3 separate regions of the Homo sapiens genome follow, and all the other regions are linked to region 1. Evidence: chromatin loops called from intact Hi-C (ENCODE). Cell type or tissue: OCI-LY7. All regions are shown on one strand. Links, peaks and the distances in the headings refer to the core of each region. The heading gives the core; the rest is flanking DNA.

The links. A loop is a pair of places that touch in the nucleus more often than their neighbours do. Peaks named below come from ENCODE experiments on the same cell type or tissue, not always from the same donor. Only the 100,000 strongest peaks of a DNase experiment are listed, where the experiment ranks them.
Region 2: it touches region 1 in a loop (7-fold over the local background); 11 of 110 quality-filtered maps call a loop at or near these places.
Region 3: a loop joins it to region 1, with 4 times the contacts of the local background. A loop is called at or near these places in 26 of 110 quality-filtered maps.

What each region holds. Positions count from the first base shown.
Region 1 is chr2:54,833,610-54,844,578 of GRCh38, forward strand. It overlaps EML6 (EMAP like 6), which reads left to right. Exons shown (of 42, transcript NM_001039753.4): 8 at 10,438-10,639. Among named protein-coding and RNA genes, the nearest start is that of EML6-AS1, 88 kb to the left of the region's middle. In OCI-LY7, for the core only: CTCF peaks have their summits at 5,152 (motif pointing left) and 5,389; a DNase peak (open chromatin) is centred at 5,142; H3K27ac peaks cover 1,883 bases.
Region 2 is chr2:54,757,204-54,768,172 of GRCh38, forward strand. All of the region lies in intron 2 of EML6 (EMAP like 6), which reads left to right. Among named protein-coding and RNA genes, the nearest start is that of EML6-AS1, 12 kb to the left of the region's middle. In OCI-LY7, for the core only: CTCF peaks have their summits at 6,617 (motif pointing right) and 6,818; a DNase peak (open chromatin) is centred at 6,638; H3K4me3 peaks cover 314 bases; H3K27ac peaks cover 358 bases.
Region 3 is chr2:54,659,967-54,670,935 of GRCh38, forward strand. SPTBN1 (spectrin beta, non-erythrocytic 1) reads left to right here. Exons shown (of 36, transcript NM_003128.3): 32 at 1-33; 33 at 4,487-4,725; 34 at 5,949-6,122; 35 at 7,638-7,680; 36 at 8,385-10,969. The coding sequence ends at 8,603. SPTBN1-AS2 (SPTBN1 antisense RNA 2) reads right to left here. Exons shown (of 3, transcript NR_186176.1): 2 at 4,632-4,875; 3 at 4,206-4,482. Among named protein-coding and RNA genes, the nearest start is that of SPTBN1-AS2, 15 kb to the right of the region's middle. In OCI-LY7, for the core only: CTCF peaks have their summits at 5,619 (motif pointing right) and 5,818; a DNase peak (open chromatin) is centred at 5,615.

The DNA.
Region 1 (10,969 bases), core at 2,822-7,821:
CCTCCCTTCTCCCCAAGGGTTAGTCAAAGAAAATGTCACTCACATGATGAGGAGGGCCATCCCTCAGTGAAAGGGAATTGTAGAGTTTTATTTGCACCGGTGACTTGTGCATCTTTTGTGAGTTATTGCATTTTTGCTGACTGGGTGTTCAAACAAGTTTCTGTAGCAACAACAACACAAGATGATATAAACCAACAACCTAATTCACCCAGGATCCTTCATCTGCAATTCTCAAAGCCAAAAGGTTCAGAATACCAGAAGATTTTCTAAATAACTAATTCGGCAGCAAAACTTGACCTGATATGAGGCTACTGGGTGTCTTTATATATTTTGTTATAGAAATATTTAATTTCAAGATGCTGCCTCAGTTTCTGCTGGATATATTACAAGTCCAAAATCCACATTTTTCTGAATTCCAAAATGCATCTGGCACCAAAGGATTTCAGCTGTATGGGGTGGTTGTCCTCCAATATACATCTTAGTGAATATAAAATTCTGGAATTTTCAGGCTGGGAGACACCCTGGATGTAAGGCGGCGGTGGCGGGGCATGGGGAGAACTCCCTCACTTCATGGATGGTACAATGAGGCCCAGGGTCATTAGCATCAAGCTAATTGTAAACTGAAGTCACTCACTCATACCTCACACCAAACTTCACAACAGTGCATGCTGAGTCTGATCACTTTTAAAACACATTTATGATCTGGGTAAAATAATGAAGCTTGAGTAACTTATAGTGGTGGCAAGAAAAGCCAAAATTCTTAAAGTCCATCAACCAAAATGAATTACTTCTAGGATAATAAAACACTTTGGGTTAATGGTTATAAATGATTCTGTCTAAAGGAATACAGTAATTATTCACACAGTATAAGATGTATTATTTACTTATTTGTCCACTCAGTAAACATTTATTAAACATCCAAGTGCCAGATACGTGCCTAGGAACTGAATAGGAAGTCCTGAAAAGTATACTTCAGTCAAGATTATATTTTAGGTGTGAGTGGAGGTCGGGGGAGTTCTGTGGGTTTTAACTACCAACACATATTTATTGAGTTGTTGCTGTGTCTAATGGACTATAAACTCCGCATCCAGAAAGAACCTGCATTAGGTGAATCACTGAGCAAGAATTAGAGGCCAAAGTTCCAGGACATGAGATGCCCTGCTTAGACTTGTCACTATCTCCACTGAACCTTCTCTGGTCAGGCCACCACCATCTTTTACATAGAATATTGCAGTTGCTTTGTAAGTTGCATTCCTGCTTCGACCACCATCCTCTGCACAGCAGCTAGAGGGATTATTTGAACTTTATGTGAGCCAGATCACATAATTGCTTTCCTCAAAACCCTGCAATGATTCATCTTACCCACAGTCAAAGTCCTTATGGCAGCCACCACCCTCCGCATTGCGCTGCTTCGCCCTGGCTGCTCCTTCCCCTCGCTGCTTCTCCCTCTGCCTGTGACACTCTTGCCTAGAATCTGCATGACTACTTCCCTCCTCTCCTTCAAACCTTTGCTCAAATAAAGCCTATGCTGATGATCTCTTCTAGAATTGCAACTCATTCTGCCTCTACCACTCCAAGTATTCCAAATCCCCTTCTCCCGGGTTTACCTTTCACCTTGTAACATACAGTATAATTTCTGTGTTATGTTCTTGGCTATTGTCTGTTTCCACAAAGGTAGGGATCTTTGTTCACTGATGCCTCCCACCCACTTAGGACGTGCCTAGTGTGTGCTGGAGTCCTGGAAGTAGCTGTCAGGTGAATGAAAAGTGTCATAGGACTGGAGGGTGGAGCCTTGTGGAGGAGCGCAAGTGATGAGGATGCAGAAGGAGGAACAGATAACTTGGTTTCTTTGTGTCAACCTGTGACATGCAAGCTTGCACTCCAAGGGCCAACTACAGGAGGTCTTAGAGGTTTAGGCAGGCATGTGGCATAATCGGATCTCCACTTAGTTCTCCTGCCCCAGAGCAGAGAGCAGACTGGGGTAGGATAGGATCAGAGGTAGGAGCCCAGGTGGTTGTTCCAGAGTGTTCATGCTTATTACTGTTTTTACTCCTCTGAGTACTGCGATGGTCAGATAGTCTAGCAGCTCTCAACCAGGAGTGATTTTTTGGACATTTGGCAGTGTCTGGAGACATTTTTGATTGTCGCAACTGCAGAGTTGCGACTGGCATCTATGGATAGAGGCCAGGGAAGCTGCTAAAAGTATTACAGTGGACAGGAGAGCCACCACAACAAAGAATTACCCAGCCCCAAATGTTGATAGTGTTGTTGTTAAGATCCCTTGCAGAGAACGTCCAAAAGACCAACTCTCAAACCTGAGAACACCCTTGTTTACGATAGAAGCAAAATAAGCACATCCTATTCTCCAGTCCCGCGGGCGGCTCCATTACTTACCTCTTGACTCCTTGCCTCTGTCACCGCTCTCCCTGTGTGCCCACCATTTTTCTCTGGGCTTGCCCTTCAGCCTCACTGTTCTGCTGAGAAGGTAGAAGAACACTGCAGAGGCCCGAGCCTCAGGAGCTGGAGACAGATTTGCAGCCAGGAGATGTGGTGTCACTGTGTGCGCAAGTTCCGTGTGTGACATGGTGTCAGAGGGCTGCTGGCCTGGCTTGTAGTAATTCCTCTGTAAATAACTCTCCTTAGCCAGCCTTATGTAAAAGCTAGCCTGGGTGGGTTTCCTCCCTGGGTGGGAGGCCATGGGCTTGGCTATGTGTTCTCATCTTCTGATATCTCACTAGGCTTTGTGTATCTTTCACAGTTCCCGTGGCTGTAGAATTTTGGATCCTGCGGAGTGGGTTTTGAAATGAGCAGAGATTTTGTAAAAAGAAATCTTTCCTATGAATTCTGCTGGAGATTCTCAGGCAGGGAGCCTTTGTGAACAGGAGCAGCAGGTCATAGGCAGTCCACGCTTAGGATGACCTGCAGCCCCAGCCCTGCGACTCTCCCAGCTCAGGGTCAGTGCTGAATGCCCACTCTGTGGTGGCCTTTGTGGTACACACTCTACACACAGGATCCCATTTAATCCTCAAACTCCCCTGGGGGTCCCCTGGCAGGGAGGCTTCTCAGGCTGAGGTCTGGGCAGTCACACAGGGCCTGGTACTCAGGAGGGCCCTGCGGTTGGTTGCATGCTTTGCTGTCACTTGCTTGGAATTCCTAATCGTTTTTTAGCAAGGGGCCCCACACTTCTGTTTTGCACTGGGCTCCAAAATCATTGGTGTTTATGAATCCCTGGGGAGATGCATGTCTTTCCTCCTTCATTTCTTTCACATTTCCAAACTCTGTCTTCAGCATTACCCTTAGAACATCAGAAGTCCCTGCAAGGCCCAGAGCTCCTGTGCCCAGGATCCAGGCTCCCTAGGTGGCCTCAGCCACCCCTTCCTGAGGGGCTGCAAGGGCGGGGGGTTTTGAAGATCTCTGCTGTCTTTTCCACACCCTCTACCAATACTCCCTCTTAAGTTTGGGTGAAATTACTCTTCCTCTCTCTCTTGTTCTTATTACCTTTTAACCTCTTGCACTCAAGGCATTCCCTGGTTTTGCATCCTTAATAAGGTTAGGTTTACAGGAGACAGCCACAACCTTGTCTTGTTTCACCTTCAGTACCATGTCCTGGGCATACATTCACAGATACAGGAAATAACTTTGTGGGGAAGGGTATTAACTCCACACTTGAACTGCCTGAATCCTCATTTTTTTTCCCCCTATTGCTAGCTTGCTCTGTGACTTGAGGCAAGTAATACAAACTTTCTATGCTGTTATTTCCTCATCGGTTCAGCACGTATTTACTAGCCCCGTTGAGGGCCTGGCGCTGTCCATGGGGTTAATGATAATGCCACCTCCTAAGCACTCACGGGCACTCACGGGCACACGGCTTGGTTAAGTTGGTGAGAATCCTTACTGCCCACCTGCAGGGCTTGCTTGTTTATCTCAAAGTCGACTTCTCACAGGTGCTACTGTCTTTTTTGTCATTTGCTCATCATCTTTGGGCTTTCCGATCCAGTGGGGTAGAGTTTGCCAGCATGTGACTGAAGAACCACTGCATTAGAATCAGCTGGTGACCTGCTGGGCACTCTGAATTTTCAACAATCTGACATGCAAGAACACACTAGGTGGAGAATGGCTTGAGCAGGCAGTGGTTCTCAGCCCTGGGGAGCTAAAAGTAATGAAGTCTTGCTCTGGTCCAGACCAACTGGGAGGAATATCTGGGAGGGGCGCAAGCATCTGTGTCTTTTAAATGCTCTCTCTGTAGATTCTGGTGTACATTGAGGGTTGGGAACAACCATGCCTGGCCCTTTACCATATCAGGCCTTGGAACATGGGTTTTAAGAACACTATTAAATACGAGCCTCTGCCTGCTTTCAGTTTTCCCCTCTTGGACCAAATAATTGGGAGAAAAGGCCATTTTCTTCCCCAAATGGTTTGTTCTCTTTGTGTGCTGGAACATAGCCTTTTCCTCTGTGAGTTTGCAGTGCCAGCAGATCAAAATTATAATAGCAAATGACAAAAGCTAAGTTGTAAGATAAGGCAGAGTAACTAAGACTCTAGGAAAGGCCCATAGGGCACTTCATAGTTCCTGGCACTGCCACCTTACAGGGCTCGGATGTGACCACACATACAGCAAGTTGTTCTGTGCTGAGATGTGAACTTAATAGAAAGATCCTGACCTAGCACAAAACCCGCGGGTTAAAATAATAGCATAATGTATTGATTCATTCCTCAGTGCCAGACACTGGGTCATGTGTTGTTGTGTTGAATTCTCACAATGCTATGAAGTGTGAGTGCTAATAATCTCCACTTTACAGATGGAGGAACTAACGATATGAATGACTAAATACCTTACCATGTCACACAGCTGGCAACGGCTGGTATATAAATCCAGTTCATATATTTAACTGTTCAAAATAAACTAGTGGTAGAAAATAAGCAATGTCCCTTAGTAATGAGGTCTGATTTGATATTCACAGACTAGATCTCCCCATGGCCAGGCTTCAGGACTGTAGCAGAGGGAATTGGAAGGTTGCTGTTTCTCTTCTCTGGTCTGAGTATAAAATCAGGGCCACGGACTGGTGAGGATTTGGTCTTGGCATAAGAGGATTTTTTTGGTTTAGATGGGTGATTTGCTCTCTACCGCCATCTGCTGGCTCTCTGTACCAAGCATAGGCCCAAGCTCCACGTTTCTCATCACAAGTGGCACAGGGTATGGTGTCCAAATGTGGACACCTCATCTGTGTGGTGAAACGCCTTCAGTTCACAGTGTCAAAAGTAACAATGATGTGTATTTCTCCAGGAAAGAGAACTTCTGTGGTTTTAAATAATGAGGATGGTTTCTCCTGTTTCTCTTAACTACTGATGGATTTGTAACCATATTCCAAATACTAGCTTATATTTCTCTGACTCCCAGAGCAGAATAGAAAGCAGTATAAGACAGCTTCGTTGCCTTCTAATGCTGCAGCTGCCTTGGTCAGCCCAGCTGGGACATCATGATTACATTTCTGTTCTCTGGGTTTGTGTCAGAAGTAGAAACTAAGCCTGGATAGACAGGAGAAGGGAATTAATGTCAGAACTTTGTCAGGGATCTGCCATTCACCAAGGTCTCACCAGAAGGTTCCCAGAAGAGACTGTGTGGTTCTCTTTACCACTCTTGCATGCAGAAGAACAATTAGGTTAAAAAAGGATGGCAATGGGATGTTATTAGGAAACATGAATACAGCTTTTGACACACTGATGTCTTCCTTTTTAAAATGGTTATCTAAGGAATGAGAGTGACCTGGTATTGTATCTATTGCCTGGTGGACAGACGCCATGAGATTGACTTGTCTGATGTGACAAAAGACAATTGATGTGTTGAAAGAACTGAGTACTTAGGGAGAGACGCAGTTGCTCTCTGAGAGAAAATGTTCACAGCTCATTAAGTTGATATTGCAAGCAATGAAAATGTAGCAACTCCTTCTCTTGTTCTCTTCCCTTCCACCCATGTGTAGCCAGAAATAATCCTTGCTAAGCTCCGCCTTTACGTTGGTTAGTTCAGTGGAACCCTTTTTCAAATGAAATCGGAGATGGTGAGGTGTCAAGGGAAATGCAGCAGTGGGATCCTCAAACTCCCGCCTCTTGCTGTCCTATTTCCTGGCCCTCTCCTTGCCAGGAACCTGGCACTCTTCTGAGGAATGCAAGAGCTCCCTGGATATGGTCTGAAAAACACTGAGTGCCATGTGACTTGACTGGTTCATTAGTCTGGGCTGAGTTGGAAGGTTTTGGTCTTTGTTCCTGAGCCTCTTAAAATTTTTTAAAAGAGAGGATATATAGATATATATTTAATGTCGATATTTAATTCCAGGTTGTGGGTTATTATAATCTTTTTTCCTTGCTGAATTTATTCCCCCAAATAAGGTTAAAAATAGCAGGACAATAAATACAGTAAAAAAGTAGATTATTTAGTTTTTGCTGATGTTGGAAAATCATTAACTCTTTGCTTCCTGATAATGCTGAAGAGTACAGCATTAAATCCTTTCTGTAATAAAGCATAAATAGATACTTGACCAAATACAGCTCCAGGCCCTTGGGACAAATTCAAGTCATTTGGCCTTGAGAGGCCAGACATGCTGTTGGAGGCCTTGGGAGAACTGGTGTGTTCATGCTTACAGTGAAGCCATGGATTCCAGACCTGCCTGGAAAAGGGCCGTGTCTTTAAAACAATCAATGGCATTATAAAAGGACTATGATCTGAATATTCAATAACAGTTAAAATATATAACGTATCACTAAGATGTAATGTATATGTCTATATCTGTATACAATGTATGTGTATATAGGTACACATATACATTTGCATCACTTTAGTTTTTGATGCATGGATATCTGCTTACATATGTCTGGCCCCTTTTTCAAATGTAATCTTCATTACGGTAGGGGCCTATCTTGTTCACTGTTAAGCTCCACTGTCAGGCACAGAGTAGTGCTGAATAAAAATTTCTGAAATAAAGGAATGAATATATCCCATCTTTGAATGTTCTTACTGAGTAACAAGGGTGGTATCTTTTATTTCTTGGCATCTCCAAGGACTCAAATATTTGATTTTGATGTTTTATTTCATTTGCTCAGTAATCTTTATTGAGCATCTACCACGTGACAGTCACTGTGCCAGGTATTGAGGATATAGCAGTAAATAAAACTGATAAAACTCTCTTCACAGACCTTTCTATTCTACTGAGAGGAAGCAGACAATAAATACAGTAAAAGTAGATTATTTGTTTTTTGCTGATGTTGAAATATCACTGACTCTTCTTCCTTCCTGATGATGCTGAAGAGCAAAGCATTAAACCCTTTGTGTAATAAAAGTAGATGATGCAAAGCCTGCTAGGGAGACAACTAATTCAGCCCCTCCTCCCAAGCCCCTGCAGGAGCTGAGAAAAACACCAGGGAGAAAACGGGAATATGTTGACTCCTGAGTGGTAATGAAACCCCGAAAAGGGTAGGCAAAGAGATCAGGACAAGGAGGGGGGGCTGTGGCAACAGGATCATGGGCGCAAGGCCGTGTGGTTCTCTGCAGCTGAGCTGCATGCCCTGTCAGCTTGCAATGACATCCTGACTGCTTTCACCATACATCTGTCCTTCCCATCCTTGAAAGCCCATCCTGATGTTTGCAGTGGAGGATTTTGATTAATTGACCCTGAACTACTGTTGCCAGGGTGTCTCTACTCCTCCTGGCGGGAATAATACATCGGCCTGTGTGCTTTTTCCCACCATTTCAAGACCTGTAGCAATGAATTCAGAGGAAGGAGTAAAGACAGTTATCTCATGTATTTGTTTAAAGCCTTATGCCTTGAAAAACTACTTTCTCTTAATAAATGCATTTATCTCATTGGATCCTCTCGGGACCACAGTGAAGTGATTAAGATCAAGATTATAGTTAGGATGTCCGCGTACCCCAAATTACCCCTTCTGTTGTCCCAGCATCCCAGCTGGTTTAGTATTTGTCTTGGCTTTTTTTTTTTTTTTTTTCTTTTGAGACAATCTTGCTCTGTCGCCCAGGCTGGAGTACAATGGCACAATCTCAGCTCACTGCAAGTCCCTCCGCCTCCCAGGCTCATGCCATTCTCGTGCCTCAGCCACCCGGGTAGCTGGGAATACAGGTGCGTGCTACCATGTCCAGCTAATTTTTCTATTTTTAGTAGAGACGGGATTTCACCATGTTGGCCAAGCTGGTCTCAAGCTCCTGGCCTCAAGCGATCTGCCTGCCTCAGCCTCCCAAAGTGTTGGGATTACAGGCATGAGCCACCGTGCCTTGCCATTTTTTTTTTAATAGACTTTATTTTTTAGGACAGTTTAGGTTCAGAACAAAATTGAGAATGTAGAGAGACTTACCATATACCCCTTCCCACCCACAACACACATACATAGCTTCCCTCACTATCAATGTGCCCCACCAGAGTGGTACATTTGTTCCAGTGGGTGAAGCTACCTTGACGTGTCATTATCACCCAGATGCCGTAGTTCATGTTAGAGTTCACTCTTGGTGGCGTATATTCTGTGGGTTTTGACAAATGTGTAATGACATGTCTCCACCATTATAGTATCCTACAGGATAGTTTCACTGCCCTAAAAATCCTCCATACTCTGCCTGTTCATCACTCTGCCTATTTATCTCTCTGCCCCAGATTTTTAATTTTGCAGTAAACAGTTTTTAGAATGTTATAATTGAAAATACTTTGATAGAACTATTTAGTAGGTCTTTCAACATAAGAAAGCTGCTTCCTTAGTCAAATACTTCAAAGTATTATGTAAATTTAGTTTTAGAGCCTCTTAAAGGCGTTCTAATTGGAATGACAGATTACTTGGTCACCATAATTACAGTCTATATCTTAAGGGGAGAAAAATTGGTCCCCAGCAAGGAAAGAATACTCCTATGTCTAGCCAGCTGGACCTAGAGCAGGAGTAGAGGCCAAGTCCTCGAACGTCTGATACTTTCTATCCCAGAGACACAGTGCCTGCTGGGGAGGCAAATTGGAGCCCATCACATCCTGGCCTTGTTTTAAAGTATTTAGGAAATTGATATTGCTTCTGTATTTCTAATTCGGATTCAAAAACTCACTGCCTAAACAAATAACAAACCCAGTAAGGAACAGAACAGACTGCAAAAAATCCAAGATACTGAGACTCAGGCAAGTGAGGACCTGCCTAGGGAGGATGAAATAGTACTACTGAGAGGGACGTGTGGACTTTAAAGGAGTACTATGCTTTTGGAGAAGAGGCTTGTGGAGAAGATTCCATAAATTAAGTCGGTGAAGAATAGTATTTTCACTGATAAATGTTTGATGGTATTTTGAGATTGAAATTGGAGTTTCATTTGCATATTTCTGAGACATGGTGCATCTGTTTATTCCGTAGGATATATCTAGATTCTGATCAAATATGTATTAAACTTGTTTAATATGATCATCAGCTGTTCTGTAGTGTCACCCACGTATAATTTTAACACAATGTTATTCCTAAAGGTTGAACTGATTCTTCTCTGATAGCAAATCTGAAGGAAATTATTCTGAAGGTTAGGTTTTCATGAAGACCAATTTATCATCTTATATTTACTTGATGATATAGTATTTAAAATACATTCTACTGTTTAAGACCAGCCTGGGCACCACATAGCAAGACCTTGTCTCTAGAAAGAAAAAAAACTAGTCTAGGCATGGTGTTGCACACCTGTAGTCCCAGTTACTTGGGAGGGTGAAGCAGGAGGATTACTTTGAGCCCCGGAAGTCGAGGCTTCAGTGAGCTACAGTGCTACCACACTCCAGCCTGGGCAACAGAGTGAGACCTTGTCTCTAAAAAATAAAAACAAACAATCCTGCTGTAGAAACACATAGTTATCCTAAGTCAAGGAAAAGCAGCCACTCTTTTGCAAACTAGATTACAAGGGGTGGAGGAAACATCCAGCGCTTGTAAGAAAATAACACAGAATGGGCTGGGCGTGGTGGCTCATGCCTGTAAACCCAGCACTTTGGGAGTCCGAGGCGGGCGGATCACGAGGTCAGGAGATCGAGACCATCCTGGCTAACACGGTGAAACCCCGTCTCCACTAAAAATACAAAAATTAGCCGGGTGTGGTGGTGGGCATCTGTAGTCCCAGCTACTTGGGAGGCTGAGGCAGGAGAATGGCGTGAACCCGGGAGGCGGAGGCTGCAGTGAGCTGAGATCGGGCCACTGCACTCTATAGTCTGGGTGACAGAGCAAGACTCCATCTCAAAAAAAAAAAAAAAAAAAGCACAAAGAATGGTGGCAGAGTTGATTCTCTGCCTCCAAGAGTCTTTAAGATGTGTCACATTTGATGGTATCCTGGTTAAAGGGCATTTACTTTAGGGTTTTGTGTGTGTGTGTGTGTGTGTGTGTGTGTGTGTGTGTGTGAATAGTGTGAAGATTTGCTTTTGTTTTACTTATTTTTGTCAGGCCTCTCTATCCGGAGCGTGTGCTGGAAAGCAGACCGCCTTCTAGCAGGGACCCAGGACAGTGAGATATTTGAAGTGATTGTGCGAGAGCGAGACAAGCCGATGTTGATCCTACAGGGCCACTGCGAGGGTGAGCTCTGGGCTCTGGCCCTGCACCCCAAGAAGCCTCTGGCTGTGACAGGCAGCGATGACCGCTCTGTCAGGTGAGGCCCTACCGCCGTCACCTCTCTGACTTCTTTGAGATGGATTTATTTGCCCAAATTTGCTTATTAATAGAAGGATAAAGTGCAGAACAGAACCACACAGTTTCCAAATGAAACGTTAAGACATTTAGCTCATCAAGTGGGTTTTTGGCATTTTGCTCCTGCTGTTGTCTTTCTTGGCTGCATCTTAAATCATGGAAATGTTTTTTAGAAGTGAAAAATGCTTCAATACTGGTGATGCTGGCTTCCAGATCTTTCTAATTGGAGATTTATGAGCTAAGCACACTCATCTATGATGAAACCATATTGTCCCCTCGTGCCCTTGGTCTT
Region 2 (10,969 bases), core at 4,010-9,009, 75 kb before region 1:
TTGTATTGGTCTTTAACTTTTAGGTTCAAGGCTTTCATCAGATGTTGGGCAGGCTTTGGCTCTCTTTGTATTTAAGAGCAAGACCCCTGAAAGCAAATTGGGAGCTCTATATGAGGGGCAGTGTTGATGAGTGGTTTCACCATAGGGTGTTAAGGTGGTGCACCGCCTTTGCAATGGAGGATGCTGTAATACAATGTCAGGATGGAGGGGCATTTTCTCTTGTGTTGGTCAGTTTCCCCAGAAAGGAACCTCCAATCTCTTGCCTGGGGGTGACCGTGGGGTATGCAGTATACCTGGTGGCAAGTGTTCCAGGAGTAAAATGGAGAGAGGTTTTATGGTTCACAAGGCCGCCGACTCACTTAACTTCCTGTATGAGCTTTCCTCAGCTGGGCAGCCCCAGAGAGTAAATCTCCAGAGTTCTGCTGGGTGAGAGGAGGATTCTGGTGGACTCACTGTTCTTTACACAAGCTCTCAACTAGTCCTCCTACTTTCACCCCCTCCCTCCACTCCAGCCTTCAGGATATGTATCTGCAAGGCCCTGAGCCTTTCCAGGTTTCCGGCTGTGAGCTGGCTGCTTCTTTCTGACTTCCCCCTTCTTCCTCCCACCCTCGCCCTGGTAGGCTTAGATTTCTTAGGGTTCTAAAATCAGTCACCACTTACTCATTTGCTTTCCAGCTCCTTTTTTTTTTTTTTTCTTCAAGGTTTCTTTTGCATACTTTATCCTTTCTTCTTGTTCTCTTTGTCTTTGTGGGCCTGTGTCTTTTAAAATAACTCCCTATCTTTTCAATTTGGCAAGAAGCATAGATAAATGCTTTAAAACTGAAAGTCTTGCATTGGATTTTGAATGCCAGTCACCGTAATTTTCATTTCTATGAGTTTTATTTGACTTTCACTTTTCTTCTGTTCTCGTATGCATTATTCTTACCATGTGATATCTACACCTTCATCTTTTTATTGATTTTAAATAGATTTAAAATCTTTCCAGCTGTTCTATTGTTTTCAAGTCCTGAAGGGAGAGGGGAGTGGGTGGAAAGAAGGGATGCTAATTGTCTTGCTTGCTGTGTCTCCTGAGTCTTCCTTACAGTGACTTGTTTTCTTTGTCCAGTGTAATACTATTTCTGGTGGGAGTCCTGTATGTCCTGGTTGTGGAGACATCCCTACAGAGTAGGTTTTGCCTTGCTTCTGATGGCCCAGAATGTGCTCTTATAGTTTCTCTTATTTCTGGACCTCTATACGTGTGGTTTCAGAAATGTTCTATTTTCTCATCTTTGCTTCACTGTCTCTTACTAATCTCTCAGATCTCTGTTTAGAAGTGATTTTCTCTGGGACGGTTTTCCCAGTCCCCCATTCCCTGTATTGTCCCCTAGTATATTATACTTCCTCCAACGTAGTACTTATTACCCTGTAGTATATCATCCATTTGTTTGTCTCTCTCTTCCTTGTGACTGATTCTGGAAGACAGGATCATGTTATCTTGTTCACTGTTAAATATCTAGTGCCTACCAAAGTACCTGGCCCAAACCAGGTGTCAGTAAATATTTTATAAAAGAATATGATGCTATATCTTGTTTTAAGAGGCTTTGCAGGGATGGGTTACAGATTGGTCTGAGAGCATTGTTTTTTTAATCCCAGTTTTGCTACATTCCAGGTGACACTCCTTCATAGAGCAATGTAGGGTAATGCAGGGGTGCTCTGCAAACATAAAATATGGGTGGTTCATAAGTTGCCTTTTTGAGCTATAGATTTTCTTCCTGTTTTCATCACTTCCACATATAGTACATAATGGATCACACACTTGAAAACAAAAAATAGGGATGGAGTGCTTGGCACTCAGCACACGACCCAGTATTCTTGTGTGGCTCCCTCTTAGACCCAGTGAAGCAGCCTCCATTAGGTGGATGTTTTCAATTCCATTTTCCATTTGTGAAATGTGTGATTATGAAACAGCTGTGTAACAGTCTGTTGTGTCTAGCATGTCTTCTTTTCAGGTAGTAGGAAATGACAAGTTCATACTAGATGAATAATAATATGCATATCTGATAATTAGGCCCACAGTTTACAGTGGCTTTGACTGGTATTTCATGTAGCTATCTTCAAAACTTGAGTTTAGGAATACTGTCCAAAGAATTTTTTTTATAGCTAATTGAATGAGTAACCTTGGTTTTCTGGAGTATTTTATGGTAATACTAGAAAGAATAGTGGTGGTAACTATTATAAGATCATGGGGGAAGTGCTAAAATGAGTCACTTATTTTGGAAATAGCAATAATATTATTTGCTAATATTTATTGAATGCTGACTAAACGCATAGTAACTTTATTCATTTAAGGAGCTTTTAAAGGTTTTATAGAGTTTTTAAAAGTCATAAATTCAGACATAAATTAGCAATGGATGCCAAATCTGGGGGAGAGAGAAAAACTTTAAAAACTCTAAAAACTTTACATGTACCAACTCATTTAAATCTAAAGAAAAGTTGGATTTATACCAACACATCTTCATCACCAAGCTAGCATGTGAATGCTCAGGAGAGAGCATGCAGAATCTGCTCAAAATGGAGACATTTTAACTATATCCCAATGTTAGGCTGTGCTAAGGTGATCCAAGAGTGAAGTTCGAGGTTGGACAAAATTAGATGTAATTAATAGTTGAGGAAACTTCCTTCCCTCCATATATATATATATAAAATCTTTGTTTACATATAATATATATTTATATATATTTTAATGATTAAGTGTAGGTGAGAAATAAGATAACTTGCTCTAGATATCAGCAGGATCATTATACACAGCAGGATCAAGACTCCGGCTCCGATTCTGGGCCATTACTCTGATGCATTAAGAATGTTAGTAATTTAAATAGCCTAACTTCCAGTTTTTCTCAGTTTCCACTATTTTGTAGTCAAATTGATCTTGGTCTTAGATTTATTTAGTGTTTGACTCGATCCATATTTTTAATCATTGAAAATTAATTTTTAACTACTTAAGTAATACATGAATAAGTTTTCTTTTTTTTTTTTTAATTTTAGAACATTCCAAATGAAGCTTTCATTTCCTGTCCTGGTCTCCCTCCATGCTCCCCAGATATTCACTACTGCTATGAGTTTGGTATATATTTTTCAGATCTTTATATTCACGTACTACCCAAGAACATAACAGAGTATTGCTTTATGCATGTGCTTGATTTCTTTACATAAATTCCCCTATTGACAGACTTCTAGGTTCTTTTGCTTTTCAAACAGTGTTTCAGTGAATCCTTGCACACATGGGAGAGTGGCCCTCTAGGGAGATATCTAGAGGTGGACTTGGTTAGTCACAGGTATGCCCATTTTCAGTTTCAATATAGCCTAGAATTGCAGTACCTAGAGGCAGCAGGCTTGCAGAGTACCTGTTTCCCTACCATCTGGCCGGTATATGACACTATCAAATTCAATTTGTTTTGCCAAATGTAATTTTATCTGGGTTTTCTTTCTTATATGAAGAAGTAAGTTTCTATCTTTCCCTTATACAAACAAACCTTGACAGAGAATCACTGCTTTTGTCCTGGAATTCGGAAGATTTCAAAGATGGGAGGTGTACATGAGATCCATTCTCTCTCCCCATTGCTTTGAAGTTGAGGGAGCATTTTTTTTTTTTTTTTTTTTTTTACTAGAAAAAGAATCTGGGACAGACTGAAAGATGGAAGTTACTCTGTGTCTGGGAAATACAAACCTCCTGAATCTAGAAGCATGAGGCTTAGTATGATGAATGGTGACCAATAATGTTTTTATTAATCTGGGAAGTACTGAGTTTGGTAATCAGTATCTTTGAGGTTTATGCTAGTGAAGTTAATCCCAAGGCATTTGAGAAACTAGATTTCAGCTTCTCTGCTTTATGGTTTTAATTCCACTTTATTCTTAGTGGTAGTGCAGCCAAATGATAATAACTCTCATCATTGTTGAGAAATTGTTTTCCATATGGTTATTTCATCTGAGAATATGATTTTAAACAGACTACCAAAGTCATAGTACTCCCAGTTTGTGGAACGGACTTGTTTAATGTTATAAACTTGAATTTTGCAGTTTTGTGAACCAAAAAATATGATAATAAACAATACGCTTTGTTTCTTTTTTATTAATGCTTAACTGAAAAAAAAGCATAAATGAAGGTGCTTATTTTTATTAATTGGGGAAATACCAGGGATTAAACAAAGCTTAGTCCTTCAGTGTTTATAATTTCTGGTAAGAAAGTTGAATAAGGTATTTCCCCTTTTCAGAGCAGCTTACTAGTTTTATCTGAGGTATATAATATGTGAATGTAATTAAATTATCAAATTTGGTTGATCATTTAAAAAATCACAAAGGCATAAAAGTGGACATTTATGAATCACATTGCAATTTGGTCAAAAGTGATTCTTTCACTAACATAAATCATAAACTCTGTGGATATAGCTTGACTTTAATTTGTCTGAATTATGATATGGAAATGTTTAAAATGGTCAAAAATAGTTGAGGTACCTATGCTTTAAGTTTAAAATATAAGTCTATTTAAACTTATTTTGGAATCATTTCAAACTTGTAGAAAAATAGCAAGAATAGTCCACAGATTTCATCCATTTTTAGTATTTTGACACATTTTCTTTGTTATTCTTTCTCTTTATAGATACGCATTAGTATTGCTTTTTTTTTTGGAATCACTTGAAAGTAGGTTGAATGCATCATTCCCTTTTACCCTTAATACTAAAACATGTAATTTTAAGAATAAGGATAGTCACTTGTATAACCACAGTATGGTTATTAAATTCAGGAAATTTAATGTTGACACAATACTGTTATCTGCTCTATATTCTTCTTTAGTCAGTAATGCCAATAATTGCCTTTAGGGCAATTTTTTTCTGGTATAAGATCCAGCTCAGATAATGTATTGCATTTCATTTTCATGTCTCCTTAGTCTCTTTTAATCTGGAAAAGTGCCTAAGCCTCTCTTTATCTTTTAGGACATTGACATTTTAGAAGAACACAGGCCAGTTCTTTTACTGAATGTCCCTCAAGTTGGGTTTATCTGATGTTTCCTCATGATCAGCTTTAGGGTATGCATGTTTGGCTGGAGTACCTCAGAAGTGATAGTGTGTCCTCCTCAGAACATCACGGATGGGAATGCATGATGTCTATCCACTCATTATTGGTGATGTTCAATCTGATCATGGTAAAATCGATCATTAAATGTTATCCATTTTCTCTATCATATAGTTACTATTTTTTTCTTTTCTAATTATAGAGTAATTTGAGTGGAAGTGCTTTTTAAGACTCCACATAAATATCTTACTCCCCAAGCGTCTCCCACCTCCAGATTTAGTATCCGTTGCTAATTTATGTCTGAATTTGTGACTTTTAAAAACTCCATTGTTCCTTCCATATTTATTAGTTGACATTCTGCTATAATAAAGTGCTTCCTGCCCTTATTTATTTTGATGCTCAGATTATCCCCAGGGCCAATAGGAACTCCATTTATCTATTTCCTTTGTCCTTCTGACATGCTTTATAAATTTGTGTAGCATCTTATTGCTGTTTGGCATCATAGCTGTTCCAGGTCCATTTTGTACTTTCCCTTCCCTAGCACTGGAATCAATTTCTCCAAGAAATTCTGGTTCTTTTAGTGGGACTGGTATTTAAGAACTGTGATCTGTGATCATTGCTGTGCCAGAATGTCATTGTTCTTGACCTTTTCAGCAGATGGAGCTGGGGAATATATATACCTACACACTCATATATATAGCTAAAAAGATAGAGATACATTTAAACATCTTAAGTTTATACTGGTAACCCCCCAATTCCAACACAGCTTCCCACCCTACATTCTTCCTTGGTTTCTCCCATTTATTATTTATGTCTCTTTTCTTCCATAGTGAGAAGTCTGGCTCACAAAACATAATACATTTATTCATTTGATCCATCCTGCAATGTGCATAAAATAGTTTCAGGATTGTATACCCATCGAGTATGAAAAACAAACTGCTAAGAAGAGTTCAAGATTTATTTGCAGTTCTTTTATATTTCTTTACACTGAGCATGAATAGTCAAAGTTCTATGTTCAGAAGTTACTTGGATTAGTTCTGTATTTTAAAAATTCAGCATGGTTATGTTATTCATTTTAAATAAAGTTGGGTTCACTGGAATACAGTTAGGTTTACATTCAGTTTTAGGCTTCTCCCTCTATTCTTGTTGATCTAATTGAATTTTTGAATGTTTATAGAACTTTAACATGATTCCAAAACTCCAGACTATACAAAATAAGATATACTCAGAGAAGTATTCCAAGCTTCTTTCATTTTATTATCTTTTAAGTTAGCAATCTGCTTTTAAAGAATATTGAGAATTTAAAATCAAACACAGTGTTTGGCTAGGTGCATTTGTGTGGTTTTTGGATGGGTAGGTGGGTAGAGATATTACTGTCTGTTCTCCAAGTCATAGAAAATATGGAGAATGAAAATCGTCTTTCTCCTTCTACCAGGAGCCTAAAAGGGTGAATGTATTCAAAGTGGTTAAGGTAAAAATTGGGTATGACATTAATTTCATCGGAAAACAGCTTCAGCAGGCCTGGCAGGGTAGGGTGAGGGTTTGGAAAGGCTCTGGTGCTTTCAGGGCGTGACACTAGGGGGCACCTTGGCTCTGATGCTGCCTTCAGGCTCCCTTCTCTGCCAGAGCGAGGCTGGGAAGTGAGGTTCAAGATCTCCAGCCCTGAAGGCCTCTCCAAACTCCGTTGGTTGTTCTGTGCCATCTTGTAGGGTTTTGACCCAGGGGTGGACAGAAGTTGAAGGACAGGGACATTCTCAGGCCTCTGGCCTTTTCCCTCGTTGACCTTCTTAACTTCCTGCCCTCTAGTCAGCATTTTATTTTGTTTAGGTTGGCAAAAGTGGCTGAGTTAAGTAACCTGTCCAAGGTCATCATTCAACCTCCAAGCAGTCCAGTTATTTTCAATATGCCATTTTAGAAAGGTTATAGACAGCGGCCATTTATGCTGTGTGCCTGTCTGCCTGTAAAATAAGATTAAGTCCATATAATTTCCTAATACAAAACAAACTGGCACAAAGTAGACATAGTGGGAATATTATTAGTTACACGTTATGAAGTTGGAAAATTCAAATGAGAGCCATTTAAAGTAAATATAGAATTAGCGAGATTAGACCAAGAGGAAAAAAGTTGAGCTGATAATTAACTCAACATCTGATCCCCCCAAAGCAATCACAAATAAATTCATTATCCCTATTGCTCGTGAAACCTGGGGGCACTCCACTTGTATAAGGAATTTGAGGTGCATTAACTTTAAATTGCACTTGTCTGCTTCTTGTTGCTTGTGTAGGCATGTTTGCATTGCTTACATTAATGCTTAGTAATTCAGTGGCTAATGTGAAATCCCCCTGCTTTAACTTTGGGGAAGATAAAATTAAATTGTGCCTTCATCAATAAATACAAGAATAGGTTAAAGGCTGAACTTGTTTTTAAGAACATCACCTATCTCATCAGGAGTGACTGGTTAAATACTGTTCTGCCTAGGGCAGAATCAAACGCAGTTTGGGGAAATGGGGCAGCAAAAGGCCATGGTGGCCTTTTCAGCTTTCTTTCTATTTGGTATATGCATGGTAGGAGATGCCAGATTCCTATTTAACCTCTTCTATTTACAAAACTGCTTATGCCAAAATTTATTCATGAGTGCTTCCATTAAAGCTTGTAGTGAATTTTTTCCACCTGGGATTGTTGGCATTTGATTAGTGGGAGATGGTTAAATCACACATATGAATAGTTAGCTAATATTTTTGCTTTCAGTGTTTGTTTCCATTTTTAAAATTTTTCCTCTCTTTTGCCTACATTAGAATTTTTTTTTCTTTATTTCCCACTTTCTCGTAATAATATATTTTCTGGATATCTTCCTTTGAGTGGAAAACTACCTGAATTTTAAATTTAAGTGATCGTAGAAGTTTTAGAAGCAGTAAATATTTATTATATTCAGCCTCTAACTTATTGTGTATAATTTAACACACATAAGCAGATCTCTAGAAATTACTTACAAGGGTATTTTTAAGAAGAGAAATGCTGATCTTATATTTTTAGTATGGATTGACATAATTTTAAATCTTCTTAAACAATGGCTAAAACTTGTTATGAATTATCTATATCTATAATTTTAGCATTTAATTATATATCTCCTCTTTTGAACTGTTCTCTGGTTGTTTACCCTCTTTTCCCTACAAACTTAAGGGCAAACAAATTTTATGCATTCTTTTATTTTTATTTTTATTTTTTGGAGATGGAGTCTCGCTTAGTCGCCCAGGTTGGAGTGCAGTGGCACGATCTCGGCTCACTGCAAGCTCCGCCTGCCGGGTTCACGCCATTCTCCTGCCTCAGCCTCCCTAGTAGGTGGGACTACAGGCACCCGCCCTATGTCCGGCTAAGTTTTCTGTATTTTTAGTAGAGATGGGGTTTCACTGTGTTAGCCAGGATGGTCTCGATCTCCTGACCTCGTGATCCACCAGTCTCGGCCTCCCAAAGTGCTGGGATTACAGGCGTCATGCATTCTTTTTAGTTTAGTCCCTATGGTACCATCTATACCATTATAAAATAGGTACTTAATAAATAGTCAATAAATACTTTAACCATTTCTTATCTACATACAATCTACTTTCTTTTTTATTTTACTTTTTATTTTGAAGCAATTTTAGACTTAGAAAAGTTCCAAGATGTGTAAGAAGAATACCAATATACCTTTCACCCAGATTCCTCAAATGTTAAGTATTTTGCCACATTTGCTTTAATATTCTCTCTCTTATTCTCTCTCCCTTCTTTCCACCTCCTCCTCTCACACTTTCCTTCCTCTCTCTATTCTTTTCCTTCATCTATCCACATGTATATGTATGTAGATACATATTTTTTTCTTGAGCCACTTGAGAGTAAGTTGCAGACCAGACACCTTGTGTAGTTACTAAAAACAAGGACTTCTTTTGTGTAACCACAGTATAGCTTTCAAAATCAATAAAATAATATTTAAACAATAGCTGATGTATAGATCTGATTAATATTTTGGCAATTGTCCCAATAATGTCCTTCAGAGCAAAAGAAAATCCCAGATCACGTGTTAAACATATCAAGTCTGTTTTGTCTTCTTTGATCTAGAACATTTCCTTAGTCTTTCTTTGTCTTTCATAACCTTGATACTTCTGAAGAATACAAGGCAGTTATTTTATAGAATGACCGTCAGTTTGGGTTTGTCCAGTGTTTTCTTACAATTTTGTTTATATAATTTTGGCAGAAGTATCACAGAAATGATGTATTCTTCTTAGTACATAATATCAGGAGGCACATGATATTAATTTGTCCTATTACTGGTAATGTTAACTTTGGTCACTTGGTTTAGGGGATCTGCCAGATTTCTCTATGGCAAAGTTACTATTTTTTTTTCCTTTGTAATTAACATATATCTTGTGGAAATACAGTTTGAGTCTGTGTAAATATCTGTTTCTAATCAAACTTTCACACAGGAGTTTTAGCATCAACTGATGATTCATGGCATAGTAAATTATTATTATGATTGCCAAATTAGATTCTGTTATTTTGAATATATATGTCCTTTGTTTATATGTTTACATATATGTCCTTTGTTTAGCTTCAGAATTATCTCCTAATTGTCTTCGTCATTATATGCCTTATTCTATTGTACAGTAAATAACATTTATTTATTTCTCACAAATAAGTAACTTCATACTGAATACTTTTCATGATGGATCATCTGCTATCCTTTGTTTGCAATAGCAGCTAAAAGTAGCACCAAGTATATTAAATATCACTAGCAGAATAGTTTGCTTTCACATAATTTTAGGAAAAAAATAATATCTAGAAATATAGTATTTTGTGTCAAAATTACCCTCCTTGAATGAGGCAGTCAAAGTAGGTTTTTATAGAGCATCTGTTTGCTGTCACTGTTTCTTTGAAGCATCTTGAATACTATTTTGACACTGTTACAGCAAAGTATTAACTGATGCAACATAAACACAATTTAACTCAGTATTAACAGGACAGTTTGACAAGCCCTATTCAATGAAGAAGAACCTACAGCCAGGGAAAAAATGCCTAGATTCTAATGCATCAACATAGATATTGTTTTGCCTTTTTATTATATGATGATAAAGTAGAATCTACTAGATAAAAATAAATAACATGTAAATAGATATTTATATCAAGACTGGATAGTATACTTTTATTTTAAGAAACACCCATGCAATACTTTTAGTCTCCAGTCTAAAAAGATATTTCACCTCAAATATCTATTTTATTTTATTTCTACTATGTCTATTGCAATTTAGTTCTGTGTATCACATATTTACTGAGTAGCCTGCCTGGACCTATACAGTAATTAAGTGGTATGAAGAGTGTGTGTGTGTGTGTGTGTGTGTGTGTGTGTGTATGTGTGTGTGTGTATGTTGCAAAAATATTGGAAGAAGTACTTTCTTTATTTTTTATTTTTTGTAGAGACGGGGTCTCATTATATTGCCCAGGCTGGTGTCGAACTCCTGGCTTCAAGCAGTCCTCTTGCTGCATGCTCCACCATGCCTGGCTAATTTTTGTATTTTTTTGTAGAGATTAAGTTTTTGCCATGTTGCCCAGACTGGTCTCAAACTGCTGAGCTCAAGCGATCTGCCTGCCTCTGCCTCCCAAAGTGCTGGGGTTACAGGCGTGAGTCAACATGCCAGCCAGAAGAAGTACTTTTAATTTAATTTTGAATTTCACCTGCAAACATCTGCATGAGATCACATTCAGAGTAATGATTCTTAGGCTTTGTAGAGAGTGTGGAATTGTTGTCTAGGTAAGTTTCTTTCATTGGTTCAGATGTGGGCCTCTTGAAAGGGAACATTGTAGATGAGATCATATGCCAAGGCTACCTCCTCATTGGTGATATCCTGTTTCAGTTCTCATTATAGTTCTAAACAGATCAGAAAAACTTTTT
Region 3 (10,969 bases), core at 3,629-8,628, 170 kb before region 1:
AACGGTTTGCCAGCTGAACAGGGATCTCCACGGGTTAGTTACCGCTCTCAAACCTACCAAAACTACAAAAACTTTAATAGCAGACGGACAGCCAGTGACCAGCCATGGTCTGGACTGTGAAGTTCACTACCATTTGTCAAGAATCACCCTTTCCAAATCCTCTGGGTTTTGACTTTTTGGCTTCCACTTCACCCAAAATGTTAAAATTTTTACTTAATTCATAGCCTTCCTTGGTTTCATATTTGTTTGCATTTAATTCATGTTTGAGTCTCTTAACTGATGGATGCCCACTTGCCTTAAAGCAGCATACTTATTTTTTGTTTATTTATTGTGAGCTTTTTACTTTATTAAGATTTTACAGCGAAACCCTTACATGAGTAATTGAAATGAAATTAAATGAGATTACAGCATAATGAAGAAGAAAACTAGAATCTAACAGGTATGACACATTCAGTTATTCTAACAGGGCACAGTACTGTGCTATATGTAGCCGCCTTTACAGATGTTATTAACCTATAGTAGTTTACTATTAACTAGGAAGACTGGTGTATGAGGAGGGAGACATTCTGTAATAAGATTAAAACCTAAAGTCAGCTGTGTAACATTCCATGAAAGATGCATTCATTTATTGAAGATGACAAAAAAGGGAGTCAGATATATTCTGGAAGCTATTTTAATTTTAGGCACACAATCTCATACATTTTGAGACCCTTGGGTCATTTATTACTTTTTACAAACTAGTTCCTCTCTTTTTTTCTGCCAAGTCCTGAATTGAAAACTGTAGGCTTCCTTGCACAGATGTTGCAGCCAGCCTCAGGAGTAAAGTGCCCGCTGACTGCTGCCGCCACCTCTGTCTCGCTCCCTGTCAGTGCTGCTGGCACGTGGGACGCGGCAGGTGACAGCCGTTCTCAGCATGTTTTAGAAGCTTGCCTCACAGACTTCCATGCCTCTCCATTCAGCCGATGACTTCAGGGTGTCAAACTGTTTTAATTTTTCAAACAAATGGAACAGAAGCCATTGTGGTTCATCCTGATTACTTGAACGTTGCACTTGGTGGACCGTGCCTGGGAGCGCTCGCATGCCCCCTGGCTTCAGAAGTCATGTCAGTGTCTCTGTAGACAAACTCCACTGTACATCTTGGATTAATCTTCTGATTCATTGTTCATTTTCTCAAGACTTTTTGTGGAATTCTCTGATAAAGGAAGCTTTTAGGATGGTATCTATCAGGCCACCAGCAGGAATTGAAAATGTTTTCACAAAAATCCTTTTCCTTAGAAATAAAAGCTGGTGACAGAGATGGTTTCCTTGTACCGATAAAAACAAAACCAAATCCATATTATACATCAAAACCTTGTGAGACATTCACTTGCTCTTTTGCCATATTTAGATGTGTCAGTGGAATCAGAAACCTGTTTTGATATGTGTTCTCTATGAGTTAAGTCTGATTTGTCTTTTTATTTCATGATGCATGTCTTTTTTTTCTTTTGTCAGGATAACGTCATATAGCATCTTGTTTGTTTTTCCTTATCTCTATGTACATATCTATCTACTTCTGACTGTAGATGGGTATATAGATAGATGCCAAGCTTCTTATGTTCTGGGGGTAGTATGCATCATTATTGGGTCTCTGCCTTAAAACACATCAAAATTCATTTTAGACAAAAAAACTTCTGCTTTGTCTTTGGTCATTAGGGAGCTCTAATGTGTGTTTGTGGCTCCAAGTTACATTTTGTGTTTCATTGATCTATATGTATATATGTGATGTTTTCATATATATATGTGTGTGTGTTTAAATTTTGTATCATCAGGACTGACACCCAATTTGACACTTTTTGTATCTAGAAGACCCTCCAAAAAAGGAACCACATAAGCACACAAGAAAAGAGTGCTATGATGTTCTTAGCATTTGCTATCATGCCTATTTTTATCTAGATTTTTAAATGTAGCTTGTCATAACAAAATTTTAATTACAATTGGCTTGTATGAGAAGAAAAAGTATTTTTATTGTTTTGAGTGATGACGCAGAGACTCAGTGAACTTGAAAATAGCATTGCTTCGTGCACTTTGAATACCAATCAGGTGTTTTCTGTGCTACTAGTTGTCACGTTGCATTCATGTTCACCTCCTGATTTAAGTATCTCGGGTGTGCCCAGCCACTAAAGCACTCTGGACTAATCGCTAAAGAGAAGCAACGTGGGGGGTGGGGTTGCGAGGGATGTGTTCACATGTACCCATCATTTGATCATAGCACTGTGATTGCTTTTGATGTGTGTCTCTAGTGGTGTGCTGTCTGTTGGCATGCTTAAAGCACATGTCCATTAAAATTCATTTTGTTCCTTTTATTTTCCTTGTTTTCTTGGTTAGTGATTCATTTGCATAAACATTAATGATCTCTGCATACTGGTTTGGGGTTTTCTCTTTCCTTCTAACTCTAAAGAAAAAATTTTTGCTGCAGAATTATCCTCAGAAGAGGCTTCCCTGGCCTTCATCTACCTTGCAGTCTGACCAAGTATGATAAATTTTAGCCGTTTTCAAGGAAACATCTCTCTACCCAGGTCATTGCTGTCACTAGCAGCTTTCAAGTCAAACCTGCAGCACTAAATTTTTTTTTATCCTGGTTTCTCTACATACTAACCCCATGTCTCTCTGGACTCACACCTGGCTCAGGCCTTCCAGACCAAACTCATACTTCCTCCTCACCAGAAGTTTCCGAATCTCACACTAGAGAAGATTTGTCACCTTTAAAGTCCACTCACATTATTTTGACTCAGGGTTTTGTTTTTTGTCTATTTCCCCTCCTGCAACTCTCCTTTAAAAGTGAAAAGAGAGAGAATGGTTTAAGTAGTCTGTTGCTCATAAGCACGTGTCTGCAGTCTGTCACTTGCAAGGCCTTGGTGATCACCATGCAGCACTTGTGCGCACACACACCCCCACAAGTCTTTTTTCCTAATAATCCATTTTCCACATTGCCATGAGGGTAAAGGGTTCCAATCAAAACCACCATTAAACTGCATAGTTTCTAGTCTTCCCTCAGCCCTGATGCTAATTATGATAGTTTGCATAGACATAACTTAAACTTGTGATTCTCCCTCCTTCCAGAGCTTTTTGTAGCCCTTTTTCCCCCCAAAATTAGTTTTGTTCAAAATCAAGCATTGGGCCCAGCCATTAAGATAAGACCTAATAAGTGAGAGATACAGTTCCCAAGAGTTTACAGATCCAGGTGTTCACATGGTGGTGGCCAGTCTACCGTTTATCTTGTCAAGGTTGTTACTGCTAATTTGGTGTCACTTTGGTCTTGGGCAGCAGTGGTGGGCGACGTATCTAATGAGCGTGCCATTGACTTCTCCATGTTTGTCTGTGTACGAGGGGTGCAGGTTGTCTGTAATCCACTAAAGTGTCAGCCACACCCAGCTTTAGTAACTCGCTAATCGCACACCCTGGGTGTATCAGCCAGGGGCTGCTACAGTTAATGGTACACAGTTGATGGTACACAGGCTGAAAATGATAATGAATCAAGACCCTACTACATTTCCAAAGCCGAAAAGCCATGAGGGTTACAATTTAAATGAGCTTGGGAAGGAACGCTCCCGAAGACGTCTCCAGCCTGAAGGGTCAGAGCCGCTGGAAGCCTGGCTGTCTCTGGGCTTTCTCGTCTCAGTGCAGCAAGGCACCGTGATCAACCAACCCGTGATGGGGAAGGCCCTGGTTCTGTCTTTGTTTGGGGGTAAATAGCTGTGTGGTGTTGAGTGACTGTGATTGGCTTTTCCAGCTCCTTTAACACAAACTACAACCCACTCACGATACAACTTCGGCAGATGTGGTCAAATTGATGTTTGTTGACTTGCCTCATTTCCTTCCAGCTCTTAAGTTCCAAAGTCTAACTGGGATGGTAGATGTGAAATGCATGATTGTCGTCCTAATTTCTGCATGTGTTTATGACAATGTGTTGAGGGGAGGGGGAGGAGAGCCAGAGAGCATTTTCAGGAACCGAGGTCTTTCCTTGTCTTACTCTGGGGGAATGCCATGTAGCTCTGATAGAGTTGTCTATCGGTCTGTTTGTGAATGCCCTTTCGCTTAAACTTCCAGCCCTTCTGGTGGCATCCTTGGTTGTAAGGTGGCTGCTGTATAACGTCCACTCTCTTTCATATTTAATATGTGTGATTGTTACTGTTGTCTTTTTGTTTTAAAGTAACCATAAGAGGAGATGATCTGAGTTATATTTATTGATCAGAGGAATAGAGTGCAGTAAAACTCATACTGGCATTTCGCTTTTCTCATTTCCCTGTAAATGGGCGGGTATTAATCCATTCCCACCTTCTAATGTCCTTGATGTCCAGCTGGCTTTGTGGGTGTGCAATGGTTTTACTGTACTGCCTCGATCTGTGCCAGGCATTTATACACAGCCACATGTGCGAGTCAGGTAGAGCGTATGTGGTCACCCCCATGGCTCACGGAGTTAGCTGAATGGCCTCTCCGCTGTCCCTAGATGGCAGAAACGGTGGACACAAGCGAAATGGTCAACGGCGCTACAGAACAAAGGACGAGCTCTAAAGAGTCCAGCCCCATCCCCTCCCCGACCTCTGATCGTAAAGCCAAGACTGCCCTCCCAGCCCAGAGTGCCGCCACCTTACCAGCCAGAACCCAGGAGACACCTTCGGCCCAGATGGAAGGCTTCCTCAATCGGAAACACGAGTGGGAGGCCCACAATAAGAAAGCCTCAAGCAGGTAACAGCAGCAGAGGCTGCCACAGTAAGATGGGAAGTCAGCCTGTGAAGGGATAAGGCGGGCCACTCTTGAATTGGAAGAGAAGTATGTGCTCATGTAGTTTTATTCCTTTGGTAGCTTCCTGGACATTGCATTCTTCTTGGGCTGACGCTGGAAAGCAGGAGTAGAATGCTGGTTATTCACTGAGAGAAGAAGAGTTGAGTTTGGATGGGAGTAGCTAGAAGGGGCTTTAGTAGTTCATCTAGAGAAGGAATTTGCTAGATTGAGACTGAAGAGTCTTCTTTACTTTAAGTGATTGATTTCATTTAGGACTCCTTGTGGGTTTTTTGTAAAAAGCCATTAACCATTTCCCCTGCCCTGATCTCCATATCAGCCTTTATATATATTCATTGTCTCTCAACAGCCCCAATTTTTTTATTTAACAGATGGGGAACAGAGGCTCTGAGCGGTTAACAAAGCTTTCTTTCTGTGGAAACCTAGTAAATGGCAAAGCTGGAATATGAAACTGCAAAGCCTATGTGCTTAACTAGTAAACCCAACCACCTGGGACCACCATATCTTACTGTGCAGTTTGTTGCTGTGTGAGGGGATCAGAACATCTAAGAACTGCCATTCACGTTGAGGACAACATAGGGATTTATATATTAATACATGCTGGTGTAATACAGGCCGGTGTTCTGTTAAAATTAGTATATTAGGACAGTTTGCCATACCATAGGGGAAAAGCCACTTTATTCTAATTCACCCAAAGGTACTGTAAGTGCTGATGGCTCTGGGTCTGTCTTTCTGTCAAGTTGCCAAGTCACATAAGTAATGAATCCGCAGCTGGAGGAGCTGCTGCTGGAGGACAGGCATGTTTTCAGACAGGAGCATGGCCTTTAGCTCATGACCATAAGAGGGCGCTACAGCAAAGAGTACTAAATACCAATCAAAGTGAGCTCAGAGTACAAGAGGGTAACTTGCTTTTCTCCGAAGTGAAAGAGAAGACATAGTCCTCAAACACTTGCCCTGTGCCCTGTCCCTGAACTCTCCATGGAGGAATTTTTTCTGTTGTTTAGTGTTAGCAGAATTTAGGAAGGGCTTGTAATAAGGAAGGTTGAGGGTTGGGTGGGGTCACACTGTGTTGTGTGAGGATCATTTTCATGTTAATGAAATGTTTAGTTCTTTAAGGGGAATGTGGTAGAGCCTTTATCTCCCCCTGCCCTTTTTTTTAAACTGCACAGGTCCTGGCACAATGTTTATTGTGTCATAAATAACCAAGAAATGGGTTTCTACAAAGATGCAAAGACTGCTGCTTCTGGAATTCCCTACCACAGCGAGGTCCCTGTGAGTTTGAAAGAAGCTGTCTGCGAAGTGGCCCTTGATTACAAAAAGAAGAAACACGTATTCAAGCTAAGGTGAGAGTCGCCGTGCTTCATGGCTGCCAGAGTGGGTTTGCATTTACTTCCACTCTGGGGTTTGGTTTTCTTATACAGCTGCTGTGATTAGTTGGTTCTGTCTTCTGCCATTTTAAATCCCCAATAAAGTGAAAAACCAGTTTGGCACGTGTCTCGGTTAGGCTGAATTCTTTGGCAACTGTGGCCAGCCACCAGCTTCCCTGTGGTTAACAGTACATCTGAGCATTGAAGGATAAGGAGCTTTTGCTTTTATAACCAGGCACTTACTGTTCCCTAAGACTTAAAGAGAGCTAGTCACATTTCACAGTTTAAGGGAGGCTTTGAAAAATAGTTTCCCCATCTTTTCAGCTTATCCCGACCCAGGAGATGCTATTCTTTGCTCATGAATTATCTGGAGATGGGTCAAGTGAGTCATCCTGGAGCTGGATGGAGACAAACAGGAAATGTTTGGGTGGGGCCTGGGACCCTGTCCTCCCCTGACTCTCCCAGCAGATGCTCCAGCTGTCTCAGAACCATCTAGTTCCAAATGTCTCTACCCTGTAGGATACATGTATCTCCCTACAGAGTGGAGCTAAGCTCAGAATTTCTCCTCACACTTGGAAGTAGGCAGAAAAATTATTTTATCTTGTAAAAAGTGGTTAGAATGCTTGTTTACTGATTTGTGCTGTTGCTTTGGGATCTGAAAAGCTTTGGTCTTCCATTTATTTGTATGTTTCATGCCAGTTGGACTAGGCCCAGGGCTCCAGAGGAGAGAGTGTCAGATGGTTTGATTTATTAAGCTCTGCTGCTGCGCAGTGCAGGCAGGCTCTTTGGGTCCTGGAACACTTTACATTTTGTAGGACAATGCACCGGCAGCCTGGCTCCTTGGCTGCTTTCCCCTTTGTACTCCCTTCATGCAGCTTCAGAGAGCTGGGATATTAGCGAACGGCCCCTACCCTGTGTTACACAACAGTACCCTCGTCCTCTCCGCAGCCACAGAGTGAACCTGTGACCCTTCCAAGCCTGGGGACCTCCCAGTGTCACACTAATAGGGCTTCTTAATTCTGAGACATACAGTAGAAGAAAAGTTGAAGGACATTTTCTGTTTGCCTATTCTGAAACTCTGGAACATGTGAATGTAGGGGATACAAGCTCAGTAGCAGAATTTCAAAAGGGCTCATTGTGTTCAAAAGCTTTCTCCTGAACTCAGTTTAGACCAGTAAGTGATCAGGCATCCACAAGTGATTTTTGCCACAATAAACCCAAATGTTATGTTTGGGGCTTTTTAAAATCCTTCCATTGGATTGAAGCACAGGCTCCCTGTGTGTATCATTGGCGCGATTATATGGCTTCTTGATCTCCAGGGGTCTGTTGCTGGGCCTGGGCGGGTCCCCAGGCTTGGTGGTGACATATGTAGGTTGACGCTTCTGTTGTGACTCCTGTGGTCTACTTCTGTCCTGCATGGGATATGGGAGTTGGGGGATTTTTATTTCTCTGTAATTAAGTGGTGACTAACTTTCTTCCTTGAAATTACAGACTAAATGATGGCAATGAGTACCTCTTCCAAGCCAAAGACGATGTAAGTTTCTAAATGTTATTTCTCTCCACTACTTAGGAGTTTGCAAGTGTTTGTGTGATGATGGGCTTTATTCAGAAAGTTCTTCATGTAAATGATGATCAGTGATGGTTTCTATCACTGGGCTCCAGTCACCAGCACTAGAAGGTGTTTGGTTCTGTCTCTAGAAGGCAGTGAATATGATCTCACTGTCCCTTTGCCGAGGCAGGATCCCTTAAAGTCGATGGAATCTTTGCCTGTCCCCTCCCAGGGATGAGGCATAGTGAGGTGGTCCCAGGACTGGTTGTGGATCATGATGGGACCCCCGCTGCACCCTTCGCCAGCAGCCAGCTGTTTAATGGGTGTGTACCTCACCTCAAGGAAAGAGAGAGTCCATTGATGGAAAAACAACACCTGTAATGCTTTAAATGTGAAAAAGCACCTTCTAGGGTGGGATCTGACCACCTCACAGATTGAGACTGGTCTTCCAGCTGTTACAAGTTTGTAGGGCCACATACTAGGGTGATGAGTAGAACTGAATTCTCATGAGAAGCTGAACCAGGTTCCCTCTCCTGTACTGATAAGGCAGAGGTGCATTTGGGGACAGTGCCCAGAAGTGACTCTGCTTACCCCTCAGTTGGCCAGATGCGCCATTCCCAAGCCTTGGAGCCAGAACCCCTCATGCCTACTCTTAGTTGAGTCTCACCTGTGTCCCTTCCTCTGTCCAGGAGGAAATGAACACATGGATCCAGGCTATCTCTTCCGCCATCTCCTCTGATAAACACGAGGTGTCTGCCAGCACCCAGAGCACGCCAGCATCCAGCCGCGCGCAGACCCTCCCCACCAGCGTCGTCACCATCACCAGCGAGTCCAGTCCCGGCAAGCGGGAAAAGGACAAAGAGAAAGACAAAGAGAAGCGGTTCAGCCTTTTTGGCAAAAAGAAATGAACTCCTTTCCTTCACCTCCTGCCCTTCTCTTACCTTTTCAGTGAAATTCCAGCATGCAAGCTCAGAACCAACACATTACTCTCTGTGCCTAATGTTCCTCAATGTGGTTGATTTTTTTTTTTTTTTAATTTATAGAGCATTTCGGGGGGGGTGGGGGAAACACACCTAAACACTTTATCTCCAAGTTACAAAAGTTTGAGGTGCAGAGGGAAGGCCAGATTTTTTTTTTAATGAAATTATATAGATTAGATCTCAGTATTTAAACTGTTCCTCAATTTTGTGAGGCTGTGTTGGAAATAACCCGCCTCTAGTGCTGTTGGTATGCAAGGCAGCGGTGCTTAATCAATATTTCCTGTGCTCACCAGAGGCAAAATGTACCAATATCCTGACACCATTCTCTCTCCATTTACTTCTGGTGGTTACCCTGACTCTTGACTCTTAGAAGTGCCCGAGATGGGGCTAACCTTTATTAAACAGATCGCATATTATGATCTTGCTGCAGCCACAGTGCAGCTCCACATTAACTCTACAGACCAAACCATTTGTATCTGGCATCACTTACTAACACACGACATGCGGCTTTTCTGCATCAACTGCTATGACGGTTAAGAATGTCAGTATACAAGAAGGAATAGAAAACTGATACTGTTTTAAATAATCTGTAATTTCAATTTTTTTTTTTTGCTGAAATACATTATATTGTACGTTTGAGATAATTCTAGTACAAAGTATAATAAAACTAGATGTATAATAAACCCTTTAAATCATTGGTAAGTGTACAAGTGGTGGAACTGAAGCATTTACTGGACAAAGTAATGTTACTCTAATGGTTACTTGCTCGTGCGTTGCCACACTGTGTTATAATTTGCTTCATTTCCTTGCTATTTGATACATAGTGTGCATTTCTCTGTCACTGTAACTATTGTAATGACAAATTTTCATCTTACTGCACAATCAAAATGACATTGATAGGAATGAACTCCAGAGGCTGGGCCTGAACAGGGAGGTGGTCGCTCAGGCCTGGTGCTCAGTCGTACGACCTGTACCTCTCAACTTTTGCCCTATCTGTTAAATATATGCTATGTCATTAAATGCTTTTAAATCTAGCACGGTGACTAGTTGTTGTTCTTCCTCTGCTGCGTGTGCATGCCCAGTAGGGAAACTGCAAAGGGAGAAATGACAAACAAGAAACATTTTACAACCAGTCTGGGCTCACTTTTGCATTTTTTATGCATGTCTGGTGCACAAGCTTTGAAAACTACAGCAAACAGTAATAAATGTGACTGTTTTGTAGTTATACATTCAGGCTTTATCTTTTATTTATGAAAAAGTTACCAGAGCACTTGTGAAACCTGAACTCTGAGATAGGGGTTGGCAAATTTGTTCTGTAAAGGGACAGAGATAGTAAATATTTTAGGCTTTGTAGGCCGTAACTGTCTCTGTTGCTCAATTCTGCTGTTGCGTAATACAAAGGCAGCCATTGACGGTATGTGAATGCCTGGGCATGGCTGTGTTCCAGTAAAACTATTTAAGGACATAAATTTGAATTTCATATAACTTTGACATGCCATACAATATTTTGATTTTCTTAATGATTTCAAAATGTAAAGTCTATTTTATACAGATCAGACCAAAAAGAAGAAAAAAAAAAAACAGGCAAGAGGTTAGGTTTGGCCCATGGGCCATAGTTTGCTGACTTCAGCATAGAGTCGTGGGTTATTTACAAGTGACATACTTTTCCTGGGTTATCTGGGTATGTTGACTCCATGCCACTTGCATAAAGCAGCAATGGATATTAGTATTATGGATGTCCAGTAAGTTATTCCACAAAGACCATGCCTAAGGTGGCATCAGCCCTGGGCTCCACAGCTGCGTGGCATCAAAGCTTTCTCTTAACTCTCTTACCTCTAGGCAAACTGAGACCTCACCATCCTCTCCCCTGCTTCCCACGACAGTCCTTTGCCCTTGCCATGCTCAGGGTTGGAATCAAGTTGTTCTATTCTCAACAGACCAAAATGTTTAGTTAAGGCAAAGTATCTTGGAAACAATTGTGATTAATTACAGTCTTGTACTCTTGACAAAGCTGTGCAGATGGCAATAAGTTCATACCAGCAATCCTGGAGTCCCATAATAAATACGTACATGTGGAACATCGTGCACATAATTTCAACAGTTCGCAGATCTGTAGTTATGAAGCCAGGGTTTGGTGGTATTTGCTCTCTCTTGGTGCATTTGATAAGGATCCACTGAGGCCTGAATGTGGAAGATGATGGGCAGCGAGAGGAGCGTCAGAAGACCCCAGTCAAGACGTGTTCGCCATCAGAGGTTACAGGCCGCACAGCCTGATGAGCTTCAAGCCTGGCAGG